2 separate regions of the Homo sapiens genome follow, and region 2 is linked to region 1. The links are chromatin loops, found by intact Hi-C in ENCODE. Cell type or tissue: HepG2. All regions are shown on one strand. Links, peaks and the distances in the headings refer to the core of each region. The heading gives the core; the rest is flanking DNA. Region 1 has its middle 17 kb from the start of NFKBIA. Region 2 has its middle 6.2 kb from the start of RALGAPA1.

The links. Peaks named below come from ENCODE experiments on the same cell type or tissue, not always from the same donor. Only the 100,000 strongest peaks of a DNase experiment are listed, where the experiment ranks them.
Region 2: a loop joins it to region 1, with 5 times the contacts of the local background. A loop is called at or near these places in 18 of 110 quality-filtered maps.

Annotation. Positions count from the first base shown.
Region 1 is chr14:35,417,405-35,426,142 of GRCh38, reverse strand. No RefSeq gene overlaps it. Among named protein-coding and RNA genes, the nearest start is that of NFKBIA, 17 kb to the right of the region's middle. In HepG2, for the core only: a CTCF peak has its summit at 3,573 (motif pointing right); DNase peaks (open chromatin) are centred at 3,582 and 6,492; H3K27me3 peaks cover 365 bases.
Region 2 is chr14:35,811,085-35,819,822 of GRCh38, reverse strand. It overlaps the pseudogene NUTF2P2. Among named protein-coding and RNA genes, the nearest start is that of RALGAPA1, 6.2 kb to the right of the region's middle. RefSeq lists an enhancer at 1-488. In HepG2, for the core only: CTCF peaks have their summits at 1,258 and 5,231 (motif pointing right); DNase peaks (open chromatin) are centred at 1,282 and 5,222.

The sequences.
Region 1 (8,738 bases), core at 489-8,488:
AAATGACAAAATTATAATGATGGCGAGCAGATCAGTCAGTGCCAGGGCTTAGGGACAGGGGACAGTGTGACTGTGAGGGGTAATACAAGGAGTTTCTTTGTGGTGACAGCACAATTCTGTATCCTGATCATGGTAATGGTTACACAACCCTATACATATGAAAAAATTTCATAGAACTTGTATACTGAAAAAAAAAGTATGTGTAAGAACTGTGAAATCTGAATAAGATCTGTAGTTATGGTTAACATTGTACCAGCATCAGTTTGCTGGTTTTGATAATATTAGCACTGAAGAAAGATGAGTGAAGGACATAGGGGAACTCTCTATACTATTTTGCAACTTCTTATGAACATAAATTTTTTTAAAATAAAAAATTTAAATGATGTATAATTATAGGAATTATATATAGAATGTGAAAACTGACACTTTTAATTAGAACTATCAAGTAAAAAATTTACATTGCGGAGATTCTCAATTGCAAACATTAGCACCATTTTCTTTCTTTTTTTTTTTTGAGATGGAGTCTTACTCTGTTGCCCAGGCTGGAGTGCAGTGGCACAATCTCATCTCACTGCTGCCTCTGCCTCCCAGCTTCAAGCGATTCTCCGGCCTCAGCCTCCTGAGTAGCTGGGAATACAGGCACCCTCCACCACACCCAGCTAATTTTTGTATTTTTAGTAGAGACAGTGTTTCGCCATGTTGGCCACACTAGTCTTGAACTCCTGGCCTCAAGTGATCCTCCCACCTCGGACTCCCAAAGTGTTGGGATTACAGATGTGAGCCACCACGCCTGGCCTAGCACCATGTTTAATATTGTGTAGTTCTGTATATTCTGACCTATTCCAAAAACTTAATGAAAGAGTGACACCCTAAATTGGTACCCAATAGTCATGATTAATAAGAAGCAAATTTAATTTTACTAACCTAGAGCCAAAGTTGCCAATCAAAATTTCAAGAATAATTGCTTACACTGAGATGGTCTGTTTTCACTTCTGTAAGCCAAGGCCTGTCATCTACTGTGCAGCAACCACCAAAAATGCAATGTGATTAGAGGCATGCGTTTAATTGAATGTGCTAAATAAAACCTTGTTATATGCAAAAAGCTAATGTAATTTTAATCTGTAATCCTTCATTTGTGAATTTTGTCTGAATTATGTATATATGGTACACATAATTTTGTAAATAAACACCTACTCATTAAACAACAACAAAAAACCACCATTAACCCTGTGGCAGTCGTAGTGATGGCATGTGGCAGCAGCAACAGCGGTGCACATGTGTTAGGGCTCTCCAAACGCACTGTGCTAAGGGTTCGCATCGATTCATTTCCTCCTCACAACAGCCATCTGAGGAAGTACCAGCCCTTCATACAGATGAAAGTATTGACACACAGAGAGGTTAAGTAATTGAGTTACAGAGATACTAACAGTAACTGGGAATTTCTGATTCCATGTCTACTGCTTTGCCCGTGTGTAACAGTGCCTTGATCTTTACTTGCCTCTTCACTTTCAGCTTCCCTTCTGTCAATCCATGTATAAGTTTTCCCATTGCTGCCATAACAAATTACCACAAATTTAGTGGCTTAAACAATACAAATGTATTATGTAACAGTTCTGAAGGTCAGAAGTCCAAAATGAGTCTCACTGGGCTGAAATCAAGGGGGCAGCAGAACTGTGCTCCTTCTGGGGGCTCTAGAGAAGACTCAGTTTCCTGATCTTTTTCCCACTTTAGAGGCTGCCTGCATCCCTTGGCTTGTGGCCTCATCCCTCCACCTTCAAAGCCAGCAACATCAGGCCATGTCTTTTTCACACTGCCATTTCCCTGTTTCTCTTCTGCCTCCCTCCTCTGTTTATAAGTACTGTTATGGTTACACTGGGCCCACCTGGCTAAGACAGGCTAATCTCCTTATCTCAAGGTCGTCTGATTAATATCCTTAATTCTATCTGCAGCCTAAATTCCCTTTTGCCATATAACCTAACAAAATCACAAATTCTGAGAATTAGGACTAAGACATCCGGGGGCAGAGGGTGGCGGGGGGCGGCATTGTTCTGCCTGTCACTAGCCATAAGGCTGGCATTGAAGTAAGCTTTTTATCACTTCAGATGTATTTAACCCTTGTTAAATGTTTCAAATGATATTTCTTTGCTTTTCCAGTAAGTTTTATTCAAACTTTTTCATTTATATGTTTATATTCTTGCCTTATTAACAATTCAGCATGGTTTAGGAATACACACTGGAGTAAAGAAAATTATAATTTATGTTCTCACTTAAAAGCATGAACTAAGCTATGAGGACACAAAGGCATAAGAATGATGCAATGAATTCTGGGGACTTGTAGGGGAAGGCTGGGAGGCCAGTGAAGGATGGAAGACTACATATTGGGTACATTGTATACTGCTCAGGTGACAGGTGCACTAAAATCTCAGAAATCACCACTAAAGAACTTATCCATGTAACCAAAAACCACCTGTACCCCAAAAACTATTGAAATAAAAAATATAAAAAATAAAATTATAATTTTAAAAAATCAGGCTGGCTGGCCGTGGTGGCTCACACCTGTAATTTCAGCACTTTGGGAGGCCAAGGCGGGTAGATCATGAGGCCGTGAGATCAAGAACATCCCGGCCAACATGGTGAAACCCCATCTCTACTAAAAATACAAAAATGAGCGGAGCATGGTGGCATGTGCCTGTAGTCCCAGCTACTCAGGAGGCTGAGGCAGGAGAATCGACTGAACCCAGGAGGCAGAGGTGGAAGTGAGTGCAGATCATGCCACTGCACTCCAGCCTGGGCGACAGAGTGAGTCTCTGTCTCAAAAATAAATAAATAAATAAATAAATAAATAAATAAATAAATAATCAGGCTAATTTTGGGCCAAATCCAGTAGGCAAATATTTAAGTGTCTATGTAGGCCAGGTGCGGTGGCTCATGCCTGTAATCCCAGCACTTTGGAAGGCCAAGGCAGATGGATCGCTTGTGTCCAGGAGTTTGAGACCAGCCTGTGCAAGATAGTGAGACCCTGTCTCTACGAAAAACGCAAAAATTAGCTGGGTGTGGTTGCACACACCTGCAGTCCCAGATACTCATGAGGCTGAGATGGGAGGATCGCCTGAGCTCAGGAGGTTGAGGCTGCAATGACCTGTGATGACACCACTGCATTCCAGCCTGGGCAACAGAGGGATACTCTGCCTCAAAAAAGAAAGAAAAGGCTGGGTGCAATGGCTCACGCCTATAATCCCAGCACTTTGGGAAGCCGAGGCGGGTAGATCCCGAGGTCAGGATATGAAGACCATCCTGGCCAACATGCTGGAACCCCATCTGTACTAAAAATACAAAAATTAGCCGGGTGTGGTGGCTCGCGCCTGTAGTCCCAGCTACTCAGGAGGCTGGGGCAGGAGAATCGCTTGAACCAGGGAGGCAGAGGTTGCAGTGAGCTGAGATTGCGCCACTGCACTCCAGCCTGGGCAACAGAGCGAGACTCCGTCAAAAAAAGAAAAAAAAGAGAAAAGAGAATAGTTGTGCCCACGTCAAAGGAAAAATTGTCTCTGCGGTTCCACTAAGTCCCAGTAGGTGGCGGTAACACCATACAAACTGGTTCCGGCTTGCTCTCTTTATTGAAAGAATCCATCTCCTTTTGTCATTGAGGTTACCGCATTTTAGTATGACTTGATGGGCCCTGTCTGTAATTTAACAATATTGGAATCAAATTCTGATATCTAATCACATGGATATAAGCTCTATTAGATTTCAATTAGCATTCACTCTAATTTGATTATAAGGCTTCAGCCATTCAAATGGCTAATAGGGAGACACTTAGATAATTGCAGCTGTCTGGGGTTATTACATTTGCTATCATTTTCACAGAGTGATTCATGTAAAGACTGGGCCATAAAATCTGTTTGTGTTGTTGGAGACAAGCCATGATGGCTTACTGGGGTAGGCAGCACTATTAAGCATTTTGCTATTGTGGTCTGGCATTTGGGATTTTTTTAATTAGGATGGCAAATATGATGGATATTTAGGATTAGTGTTTACCATTTATCTGTATTCCAAAGAAATATTCTTGATTATTCATCCACAATATTGTTTCATTTGACAAAAAAAAAAAAAGCATTAGCCAAGTTTCCTTTTCATCTTTTTTAATTGAACTGAATAACATTTAAATTGAATATATTAACCACACCAAAACTTACCTCCTGCACAAAAGCCTTCCTCAGTACATGGAATCAGGATATTTGTTCTCACCTAAGATTATTCCTAAGTGTAAACACTAGATAGAGGTGTTTGACCAAAATTGCTGGAGCCCTTGGCAAGGATGTTAAAGACTTGCTTCAAGTATAAAAGGAACAGTTGGATTAAATGACCTTAAAGGTCACTTCTAGCTCTTACAGTCTAAGAGTTTAGAGATCAATAACAGCAAAAAATGTCCCTGTCCCAAACAGCTGTCAGATCCTAGGAGCAGAAGCAGCTAGGATCTTGAAGTAACCTGCATGTGATGTGTTATTCTAGGTGGAGCAGCAGGGCCTGCTCTAGAGAGGTTGGCAAGTTCACCTATAGAAATTCACCCTCTGCTCTATGTGGGCCCCCAAGAGCCAATTCAAATCTGGAAAAGTCATCAGTGAAAACTCATGTGTTGTGTTGTGTTTTGTTTTGTTTTTGAGATGGTGTATTGCTCTGTCACCCAGGCTGGAGTGCACTGGCACTATCTGGACTCGTTGCAACCTCCGCCTCCCAGGTTCACGCGATTCTCCAGCCTCAGCCTCCTAAGTAGCTGGGATTACAGGCAAGCACCACCATGCCTGGCTAATTTTTGTATTTTTAGTAGAGACGGTGTTGGCCAGGTTGGCCTTGAACTCCTGACCTCAAGTGATCCGCCCGCTTTGGCCTCCCAAAGTGCTGGGATTACAGGTGTGAGCCACTGTGCCTGGCCAGAGCCACTGTGTCTGGTCTGGTTTTATATCCAGTATTTTATAATTTGTACCCACAGATAACTTGACAATTTGCCAATATGACTTCAAAATTATATTCTGTTCAAGATAATAAATGTAGTCTCTGAAGGCTTAAAACCAAAATGTGAGGGAGGCTTGCATTTTTTGGTAGTTTTTCTGCTAGAAAGTATTTCTCACGTACCAATAGGAAAACATTAATTTCATAAATACCCCTACATCCTCAGAGGTCTAAGACATTTTATTTTAGAATATAATCTCTTAGAGTTCAGGACTGCATCTTTATAGTTCCAAGTTTTTTTTGCAGGACCTAGCTCCAGGTTCCAAGACAACATAGTCAAGTACTAGATTCAGGGGGTACATGTGCATGTTTGTGACAAGGGTGTAATAAGTGATGCTGAGGTTTGGGGTATAATGGAACCTGTCACCCAGGTAGTGAGCATAGTACCCAGGAGCTAGTTTTTCAGTCTCTTCCCCCCCTCCCTCCCTTCTCCCTTCTGTAGTCCTCAGTGTCTACTGTTACCATCTTTATGTCCATGTGACCCAGTGTTTAGCTCCCACTTATAAGTGATAACACGCAGCATGTGGTTTTCTGTTCCTGCACTAATTCACTTAGGATAATGACCTCCAGCTGCATCTGTGTCGCTGCAAAGGACATGATTTTTTTTCCACAACTTTCTTAGACCAATGATCTATTCAGCCTAGTAATCTGCCTTTGACTGTGGCAACTATTATACTTTGAAGATTTCTATTTGTTCGAATATAAGTTTAGTAACCTTCCAGGATGACAAAAAGTCCTTTAATGTTTTAATGAGGTTTTTTTCCCATTACAGGTGGTTGTGGGTGGGCCAAGACCCAAAAGCTTGACCATAAAAAGGACTGAAGGTCTGAGCCACAGCTCACAAGTCATAAGGGTGGGGTTAATTTTTCCCAGAAGTGTAGACGATGAAATTCGTAATACAGAAAAAATGTGGTAGACATTGCCAGGGCAATTCACTTGGAATTTAGTGAAGAAGCTGAGGATAGGAGTTGGGGTGTGGGTTGGGGGAGGATGGAGTAGGGCACATTTATACAGAAAAGGTGGCCAAAGAAACCTATTTCCTTCCATATACGTCTCTCCATATGGGTCTGTACTCTGTTGCTTTGGGAAAACACGCAACTTGGCACACTGATCAGCCACTTTGTGGAGGGAACTTCTATACCCTTTAGGATTGGGAGCTTCTGGGGCCCACTCAAGGCTGGGACCTAAAGTTCCCTCAAAATATGTTTTAAAGCAAGAGAAATGGAGTGATATTTTCTAGGGGAATTTACTAAATATTGTCAAAATCAGTTCCTAAGGTCCCAGCATTGATCTGGCATTCTGTTACCTCTGATTTCATTTCCTATTACTCCCCTGACTCACACGACTTCCCCCATGCTGACTCCCTGCTGTCCCTGAAGGTGCATCCTTCTCCGGGCCTCTGCACTCACTGAAGACCGCCTGGCCCCTCCTTCCTGCACAGCCACACAGCTCACGCTCTTCATTCAGGTCTTCACTTCAGCCAGGCATGGTGGCTCACGCTTGTACACCTAGCACTTTGGGAGGCCGAGGCAGGTGTATTGCTTGAGCTCAGAAGTTCAAGGCCAGCCTGAGCAATGTGGTGAGACACCGTCTCTACTAAACATACAAAAAAAAAAAAAAAATTAGCCAGGCTTGCAGGTGCATGCCTGTAGTAGTCTCAGCTACTTGGGAGGCTGAGGTGGGAGGATTGCTTGAGCCCAGGAAGTCAAGGCTGCAGTGAGCCGAGATCACCTCATTGCACTCTAGCCAGACAACAACAACAACAAAAAAGTATTTACTTCATGGTTGCCTTCTTGTCTACTCTGGCCACCCTACCTAAAATGTCAACATGCTCTCCTGCCCTACATTTCTACACTTTTCCTTGATTTCTTTTTTCCTCCTTAGCACTCTTGCTAACATATTATATTCTTTTATTTTGTGTTATTAGTATCTCCTACACAAGGTAAACTCTCTGAGGACAGAGGTTTTTTTTGTTCCTTTTTTTTTTTTTTTTTTTTTTTTGGAGACAAGGTCTTACTCTGTCGCCCAGGCTGGAGTGCAGTGGTGCGATCTCGGCTCACTGCAGCCTCGACCTCTTAGGCTCAGGTGATTCTTACGCCTCAGCCTCCCAAGTAGCTGGGACTATAGGTGCACGACACCACACCAGGCTAATTTTTGTATTATTTGTATTTTATTTTGAGATGGGTTTTCACCATGTTGCCCAGGCTGGTCTCAGATTCCTGAGCTCAAGCAGTCCTCTCGCCTCGGCCTCCCAAAATGTTGGGATTAGGGATTACAAGTGTGAGCCACCGTGCCTGGACTCTGAGGACAAAGTATTTTACTATATCTTTAATGCCCAGAACAGTGTCTATCTAGAACAGCTTGAGTGTTTTCAATGAATAAAGTTCAAGGAGACTGTTTTCATGAAGAAAATATTCTTTTTAAGCAAACTAATAGTATAAGGAGGGTTTCTGAGAAAATGATTAAGCAACCTGAAAGACCTAACTCCCTTCTAGAACCCTTGAGTATTTTAAGTGTTAGAGATAAAGAGGCTTATACGGAGGAGTGGTCCTCAATGTGGTCCTGGGCCAGAAGCAATAGGTAACCTGCAACTGGTAAGAAATGCATTCTCAGGCCTCAACCCAGATTTACTGAATAAAAATCTCTGGGGGGTGGCCCAGCAAGCTGTGGTTTAACAACCCTCCAGGTGACTCTAATACAAGCCAAAGTTTGTACCAACCACCGATATAGAGGAAGGAGCACCAGGCTCAATATCTAGAGATCTGGGTTTTAGTCCAATTTGTTTCATTGTGTGACCTTGAGCACATCACTTAACTTCATCAACTTCCATCTGTTTACTGATAAAATGAAAGAGATGCCACGTTTTCATTATGTGCTTTTAATGAAATAATTGTAAATCTTTGAATCACAGCCCTGAAGGAGCCCTTTAGTTAGCCTGTAATTGTGTATTTAAAAGTAATTAAACATCATATCTTAAATAAAACTTTCTTTTCTTTCAGTCTGGCCTTTCTCTTCTCAAGTTAGCCTGAATTCATGAGCTTTAGCTTATCTGTGCAGTTTCCTATAGACACACAATCTTGCCATACTTGACACTTGGTTTACAAAGACCACTTTCTTGTACTTCTCACGGTCTTCAGGTTTTGGGCAGCCCTGTCTTCTGCTTTTCCTCACATCTCTCTGGATGCTTTTCCTCAGTTTCCTTGGCTGGCTTCTCAGCCAAGCTCACCTCTTTGGGTGTTCCCAGTCTTGGTGTTTGGACTTCTACACACAATTCCTGGGTGGCTTTGTCCGTTTCTCAAATAAGTCAATGACTTCCAATATACTGCATGCTCTTAGAACTCTCCACATTAAATTGGCTGTTTGTATCTACCAGGATCTTGAAATTAGTGTGTCCAGGATGGAGCCCATCATCTTCCCCTCAACCTGCTCTTCCTCCTGTTTTTCCACTACATAACCAAAGTCAGAAACAGAGCTCCTAGATTCTTCCTTGTCTCCTTCACATCCAATCAGTCACTCAGACCTCAAAATCCTTGTTCTTAGATTTCTCTGTAGCCATCTCACTTTCCAGTCACTGTCTTTGTTTTTTTTTTTTTGTTGTTGTTGTTGTTTTTATTTTTACAGAGTCTTGCTCTGTCGCCCAGGCTGGAGTGCAGGAGTGCAGTCGTGTGATATCTCGGCTCACTGCAACCTCCACCTCCCGGGTTCAAGTGATTCTCCTGCCTCAGCCTCCC
Region 2 (8,738 bases), core at 474-8,473, 390 kb before region 1:
GGCCTCGCGGAGACCCGAGGGGCTGGCACGATGGCTGCAGCGGCGGCGGCAACCCAGCACGGTCTCAAAATGCTCATATTTTTAAGTGGTCTCATGCATTACGTATGCTACAACTTGACTTTCTCCTTAGTGACGTTTTTGAGATTTACCCATTGTGATTCAGGTAGCTCTCATCCAGTTATTTTTACCTGCCATAACATGTTCCATTTAGTAAATATATTCTATTGAATGAATATTACAGTTTACCCATTTACCTATTAATGGACAGGGAGGCTGCTCCCAATTTTTTCACTATTAAAAACATTTGTCTCAGACCCAGCACAGTGGCTTACGCCTGTAGTGCCAGCACTTTGGCAGGCTGAGGCAGGCGGATCGCTTGAGATTGGGAGTTGGAGACCAGCCTGGGCAACATGGCGAAACCCCGTCTCAACAAAAAATACAAAAATTAGCTGGGCGTGGTGGTGCGTGCCTGTAGTCCCAACTACTTGGGAGGTTGAGGTAGGAGGATGGCTTGAGCCTGGGAGGTCCAGGCTTCAGTGAGCTGTGATTGTGCCACTTCACTCCAGCCTGGGTGACAGACAGAGTAAGCCCCTGTCTTTAAAAAAAAAAAAAAAAAAGTTGCCTCCGTGAACATTGCATTTGTTTGTTTGTTTGTTTGTTTGTTTGCTTTTTTTTGGACAGAGTTTTCCTCTTGTTGCCCAGGCTAGAGTGCAATGGCACCATCTTGGCTCACTGCAACCTCCGACTCCCAGGTTTAAGCAATTCTCCTGCCTCCGCCTCCGGAGTGGCTGGGATTACAGGCGCCCCCCACCATGCCCGGCTAATTTTGTGGTTTTAGTAGAAATAGGGTTTCACCATGTTGGTCAGGCTGGTCTCGAACTCCTGATCTCAGGTGATCCGCCCACCTCAGCCTCCCAAAGTGCTGGGATTACAGGGGTGAGCCACCGTGCCCAGCATGAACATTGTTGTATGCACCTTTTCTTCAGGCATATGTGTGAGAATTTCTCTAGGTCAGTGTCTCCAAAGTGGGAGGAGTGTATTCGAGAACTGTATCCTGGGGGGCAGGAAGGAAATATTAAAATATAAATTTATAAAATTTTTAATTTCATCTTTGTTTGGAATAAAGTAGGTATAAGGAAGCAGTTAGAATTCCAGGTTTTACTCTGATTTACCCTCATTATATTCCTTGTGTTTGTTTTTAATCAGCAGATCCAGCTTCTGAAATAAAGCAAATTTAATTCCAGGCTCCACCACATGGTGGGGCAGAGACATCAGCTATACAATCCGTAAACTTTGTCTACTGATTGACTCAGGCCAAATGCTAGGAGTTGGAAAAACAAAGATAGGACACCAGAGCTGCTACTAATAGCTAGTATCGAATCAGGATAAATATTCTCATCATTCGAACTAAAGGGGCTTTAGGACCTACACTGAGAACTAGATGAGACCAACTTATAATTATTCCAACTACGTGAAAATGTGATTCCAATTGCTTAAGAATGAAACAATCCCCCAGGCTCAGTGGCTCACGCCTGTAAAACCAGTACTTTGGGAGGCTGAGGGGGGCAGATCACTTGAGCCAAGGAGTTTAAGACCGGCCTGGTCAACATGGTGAAATGCCGTCTCTACTAAAAATACAAAAAGTAGCTGAGCGTGGTGGCGCATGCCTGTGGTCCCAGCTACTTGGGAGGTGGAGGCATGAGAATTGCTTGAACCTTAGAGGCAGAGGTTGTAGTGAGCCAAGATCACACCACCACACTCCAGCCTGGGTGACAGAGCAAGGCTCTGTCTCAAAAATTTGTAAGCTGAACCAATTGAAATGTTTATGGTGTTGGCTATTGTTTGTGCTGTTAATCATCAGTCCTCTTCAATCAGGGCATGACCAAGATTAACTTTTTCCTCCCAAATTGATGTGGATGGTCTAGCTGTGGGCTTCATCTTCAACATCATCTTGTCCCTTCTTAAAATAAGTTATCTATTTGTAAACTGCTGATTCATTTGGAGCATCATCCCCATAAACTTCTTGTAAAGCATCAGTGATTTCACTATCCTTCCATCCAAGCTTCATCATAAATTTGGTGTTTGTTCTTGCTTCAACTTAAGCAGAATTCACATTGCTCTGATAGGGGCTCTTTACAAACTGATGTTTTATTCTTCTCAGTGCCTCAAATTGGATTCTGTCCAGACATGTTATAACAAGTTAATATAAGCTTATTTTGTTGAAAAAAAATTGACATCTATAGTTTTGGAATTTTTGTTTTGTTTTGTTTGTTGAGACAAGTTCTCCCTCTGTCGCCTAGGTTGGAGTGCAGTGGTGTGATCACAGCTCACTGCAACCTCTGCCTTCCGAGCTCAAGCAATCTTCCCGCCTCAGCCTCCTGAGTAGCTGGGACTACCGGCACGTGCCACCATGCCTGGCTAATTTTTGTATTAGCCATGGGCAACATGTCTCACCCTGTTGCCCAGGCTGGTCTTGACTCCTGGGCTCAAGCCATCCACCTGCCTCGGCCTCCCAAAGTGTTGGGACTATAGGTGTGAGCCACTGCACTCAGCCAGTTTTTTTTGTTTGTTTATAATACACATTTTTCATGAACTTTTTGAAGACCCCCTCATATCTCTCTCTTAATTCTTGGAAGGTAAGATAACAACCTAGTTTAGGTTTGGTGAGGTGAAACTTTATCACAGGTGACTCCATTTTGACTTTCAGTCTGATCTGTGGGGGCCTAGTGCAGGAACTTAGTCCAAAACAACAGCCTCCTATAATTTGTATTTAACCTGAAGTACTGTTCTGGATTCAATAGATTCATTGGTGAATAAATGAGACACAGCTTATGACTTCATAGAACTTAGGGAAAAGTAGAGAGATAAATATTAAGCAGCTTGACAAACTGAGGTATGCTCTCTGATGGTGTTAGGAGAGTATAATACAGAGACCCAATTGAGATTGGGAGTGGACGGCAGGTAAGACCTCTCTAAAGTAGTAATATTTCAGCTAAGACCTGAGAGATGAGTAGGAGTTAGCCCAGATCGGAATGAGAGGAGGGACATTATAAGCTGAGAGAATAGTGTATGTTAAGGTCCTGAACTAGAAAAAAACTTGGCATATTCATGTTTGAGGAATAAAGAGACCACTGTGGATGGTTACTAATGTTCAAGAATGAAAGAGACACAAGGTGTGTTTGGTGAGGTAAGCAAAGGCTTGATAAATTATGGTAAGGAAATTAGATTTTTTAAAATCCTAAATACAGTGGCTATTACTGGGAAGTTGGTAAGAGGAGAAGAGAAGATGAGATTAGTGATAAAATTACATTGATTTGAGATTAGCTCTTATAAAAAGATCACTGGTTGCTTAGTAGAAAATGATACTTTATCTCAATATCAATCAGATACTGTGTTAAAATATTCTGACAGTTTAGACAGGTAGAGGCTGTGTGGGGGAAACAAAATAGACAAATTTGAGATATTTGGGAGGTAAGACTGACAAAACTTGATAGTAAATTAAATTTGGGGCATGAGAGAGAAGATTAAAATATAGTTTACTTGTCTCCATATTTGAGTCATTTCCTTATGCTACTAAATAATATCAGCAGTCATTGCTTCAACAAATCTCCTTAACATATTTTGCTTGAGTTCTATGCTCACTGTGTATGATTTTCAGCTCTCTGTTCATAATAAATCATATTTCATTTAATGCTTCTTCACTTGTCTGTGAATGTTACTTGCTTTCTTTAAAAATTAAATGTCAAAAGATAACTGAACACCATAAATCATGATCAATGAAATTACAGTAGAAAGATATGGTCAGGCAGCTCACACCTGTAGCCAGCACTTCGGGAGGCCAAGGCAGGTGGATGGCTTGAGTACCCAGGAGCTCAAGACCAGCCTAGGCAGCATGGTGAGACCCCATCGCTACAAAAAATACAAAAATTAGCCAGGTATGATAGTGCATGCCCATAGTACCAGCTACTAAGCAGGCTGAGGTGGGAGATTCACTTGAGTCTGGGAGGTTGAGGCTGCAGTGAGCCAGGAATTGTGCATAGAAAGATATTACAAAACATATTGACATTGGAACTGATGTGCAAAAGCAATGATGGGTGAAATAGCTGGTCCCTTAGCATGAAGGTAGTGATACCAAACTGTACTGATATTCATTGTATTCTTCACTATCACACACAGTAAAAATGAAAAACCAGTTTCACTTAAGACTGTCCTTGATGAAGCAGTTGCTCTTTATATGCTCATTTTGTCACAGAAAATACAAAAACTATGTGTACTTAATGTTTAGAACTTTATAAGGGGCAAGGACTAATGCTGCATACTAAAGTACAATGGTGGTCTTTATAAAAAAAATTTTCTGCAATTGAGTTGTGAACTGACCTAGCAACTTTATTCAGAAAATGGCATTTTTACATGAAAGAAGTGATAAACAAACTACAATAATTCAGACATGGGTATTTGAAATATTTGCAAAAATAAATAGAGTGCGCCTGTCATTTTTAGAAGAACAATTGACATTATTTGTTGCCAAGGATAAAATTTAAGCTTCTAAGTAAAAATTAGAAATTTGAGGCCGGGCGCGGTGGCTCACGCCTGTAATCCCAGCACTTTGGGAGGCCGAGGCGGGCAGATCACAAGGTCAGGAGATCGAGACCACCCTGGCTAACACAGTGAAATCCCGTCTCTACTAAAAAAAATACAAAAAAAAAAAAATTAGCCAGTCGTGGTGGCAGGCGCCTGTAGTCCCAGCTACTCGGGAGGCTGGAGCAGGAGAATGGTGTGAACCTGGGAGGTGGAGCTTGCAGTGAGCTGAGATCGTGCCACTGCACTCCAGCCTGGGTGACAGAGCAAGACTCCGTCTCTGAAAAAAAAAAGAAATTTGAAAAACTTTTACCAACCATTGTGAGTATGAAAACTTTCCAATACTTAAAGGCTTTCTGATGTATGTGAGGTTTTTTTTTATGTTATTTAATGAAATGTGTTAGCATTTTAAAGCTCTGTATAAGTCAGCAAACAATTATTTTGATGAATGCATAATGTTACAAAATTATGTATAGGTGAAAGATCTATTCAAAGTACAAGATTTTAATATAAGGAGTACAAAATTCTTACTGATAGGCTTTCATATTCCTTACTGCAACTCATCTTTAAGAAACTACCTCTTGTTGGGGGCTTGACGTTGGGTACACAAGGACATAATCTTTATGCCAGACACTGGAGACTACCAGAAGGGGGCAGCAGGGAGCAGAGAAAGGGTTGAAAAACTATTGGGTACTATGCTCACTCCCTGTGTGATGGATTCAATTGTACCCTAAACCTCAGCATCATGCACTGTACCCATGTAACAAACCTGCACGTGTACCCCCTGAATCTAAAATAAAAGTTGAAATTTTAAAAACTACCACTTGTTGACTTTTATTGTAGTGTCAACAATTATCTAAAAAACATATTAAAACACTCTTTTTACCAATTACATATACATATGAAGCCAGATTACCTTCATATACTTCAACCAAAAGAGAATAGTGTATATAAGAATCCAGCTGTCTTTAATTAAGCCAAACTATAAGCAAATTTGCAAAAAAAAAAAATAAGCTATAACACTTTTCTCACCAAATATTTTTTGTGATAGAAAAAATAATAGATTTTTTTTTCTGCTGAGTAGTCTAAGGGAAATTTTTTTTAATTTAAATAAAAAATAGATTTTTTTTGAGTGAGATGGAGTCTCACTCTGCCACCCAGGCTGGAGTGCAGTGGCGTGATCTCGTCTCACTGCAACCTCCACCTCCCAAGTTCAAGCAATTCTCCTGCCTCAGCCTCCTGAGTAGCTGGTTTTCACCATGTTGGGCAGGCTGGTCTTGAACTCCTGACCTCAAGTGATCTGCCTGTCTTGGCCTCCCAAAGTGCTGGCATTACAGGCATGAGCCACCACACCCAGCCAGAAACTATTCTATATGATACTGTAATTGTGGATACATGACCCTATGCATTTGCCAATACTCATAGAACTATTTTATAGCATGTAGAATGAACCTTAACGTATGCACATTAAAAGAAATCAGAGGATCCCACTGGAACACAAAATGTGACAAAATAATCAAACTGTATTATAAGTATGAAACAACCTCACTAAAGAAGGTGTAGAAAAAGGTACTTATTTGGGAATGAGTGGAATCTGTAAGACTAAAGACAAAAGAAAATGTACATATGCACGGTACTCTAGTTAATAAAGTTGTTTCTCATGGGAAAGTAGGTTAACAATTCTGATACTGTTATACATGTATACTGCAATAAAATAAGTAAATGTTTGGTATATGGTGGGAACCAAGTATCTTATTGTTGGAGTGGGAGTTTATAATAAGTAAAGGGAGAAGGGTAGAATGATTCATCTAGTAATGGATTAGAGTTGAGGCACCACATAGGTATTAATTCATGTTTAGCTTAATACAGATACAGATGGTTATGTACAGAAATATTTATAGGTATGTGTATATAGATGTGCTAGTAAACATATGTGTGCAGTTGGCCCTCTGTATCCATGAGTGCTGCATCTGTGGATTCCACCAACTAGGAATCAGAAAAAAATGGATGGTTACATCTGTACTGAACACACACAGACTTTTTTTTTCTTGTCATTATTCCCTAAACAATACAGAATACCAACTATTTACATAGCATTTACATTGCATTAGGTATTTTAAAGAATCTAGAGATGATTTGAAGTATATGGGTGGGGGTGGGGCACAGTGGCTTACACCTGTAATCCCAGCACTTTAGAAGGCCAAGGCAGGCGGATCGCTTGAGCCCAGAAGTTCAAGACCAGCCTGGGCAACATGGTGAAATCCCATCTTTACTAAAAGTCAAACAAATTAGCTGAGTGTGGTGTTGAGCCCCCAGGAGGCGGAGGTTGCAGTGAGCCAAGTTTGCACCACTGTACTCCAGCCTGGGTGACAGAGTGAGACTCTGTCTCAAAAAAAAAAAAAAAAAAAAAAAAAAAAAAAAAAAAAGAATAGTTTCACCACCCTAAAAAATATCCCATCCTTCACCTATTCAATCTTCTTCTCCCTCCCCTCAATCCTCTTGCAACCACTGATCTTTTTACTATTGCTATAATATTGCCTTTTCCAGAATGTCATATAACTAGAATCATACAGTATGTAGCATTTTCAGACTGGCTTCTTTCACTTAGCAATATGCATTTAAGTGTCATACATGTCTTTTTGTGGCTCAAGAACTCATTTCTTTTTATTGCTGAATAATATTCCATTGTATGGATGTACCACAGTATGTTTATTCATTTAACTACTGAAAGATATCTTGGTTGCTTCTAGTTTTTGGAGTTAGGAATAAAATTGCTATAAACATTTGTGTGTAGGCCAGGTGTGGTGGTTCATGCCTGTAATCTGTAACCCCAACACTTTGGGAGGCTGAGGTAGGGGGATCCCTTGAGGCCAGGAGTTAAAGACCAGCCTGGGCAAAATAGTGAGACCTTGTCTCTACTAAATTTTTTTTTTTTTTTTTTTTTTTTTTTTTTGTGAGATGGAGTTTCGCTCTTGTTGCCCAGGCTGGAGTGCAATGGCACGATCTCAGTTCACCGCAACCTCCGCCTCCCAGGTTCAAGTGATTCTCCTGCCTCAGACTCCCGAGTAGCTGGGGTTATGGGCACGCGCCACCACTCCTGGCTAATTTTGTATTTTTAATAGAGAAGGGGTTTCTCCATATTGGTCAGGCTGGTCTTGAAATCCTGGCCTCAGGTAATCCACCTGCCTCGGCCTCCCAAAGTGCTGGGATTACAGGAGTGAGCCACCACGCCTGGCCATCTACTAAATTTTTTTTTAATTAGCTGGGCTTTTTGGCACCTGCCTGTGTTACCAACTGCATGGGAGGCTGAGGTGAGAGGATTGCTTGAGTCCAGGAAGTTAAGGCTAAAGTGAGCTGTGACTGCACCACTGCATTCCAGCCTGGATGACAGAGCAAGACCCAGTCACTAAAAGAAAAAAAATCTAGTTCTCACAAGCAATATATATATATATATATATATATATATATTTTTTTTTTTTTTTTTTTTTTTTTTTTTTTTTGAGACAGAGTCTCACTCTGTCAACCAGGCTGGAGTTCAGTGGTGCAATCTTGGCTTACTGCAACCTCCGCCTCCTGGGTTTAAGCAATTCTCCTGCCTCAGTCTCCTGAGTGGCTGGGATTACAGGCGTGCCCCACCACGCCTGGCTAATTTTTTTGTATTTTTAGTAGAGACGGGGTTTCACCATGTTGGTCAGGCTGGTCTTGAACTCTCCTAACCTTGTGATCCGCCTGCCTCGGCCTCCCAAAGTGCTGGGATTACAGGCATGAGCCACCGTGCCTGGCCCTCACAAGCAATATTTCAAAGGTATATTTCTGGGTTTTATTTCCATGATAATTATGTCTGCTGTGGGGAAGACTTATCTTTCAAAGAATTTTAATATTTAAATCAATGGGAAGAGAAAAACCAGGCAGTGGGATGGGTGTGCCATATGTAAATTACATTATACTAGTTTGTTTTGCAATGGTGTTTTCATTTTTTCTCAGGTATACCAGCCATATAATTATTTTTAACGATATGTTACATTTTTATTCTCTAAAATTATGTCACTCATTTGCCAAACATTTACTGAGTACTTGCGCAAGAGAAAGGAAGGGACAGTGACATTCGTTCTTCTATTCGACACAGATTTATTGAGCCTATCTTGCAAAGAGCACTTTGC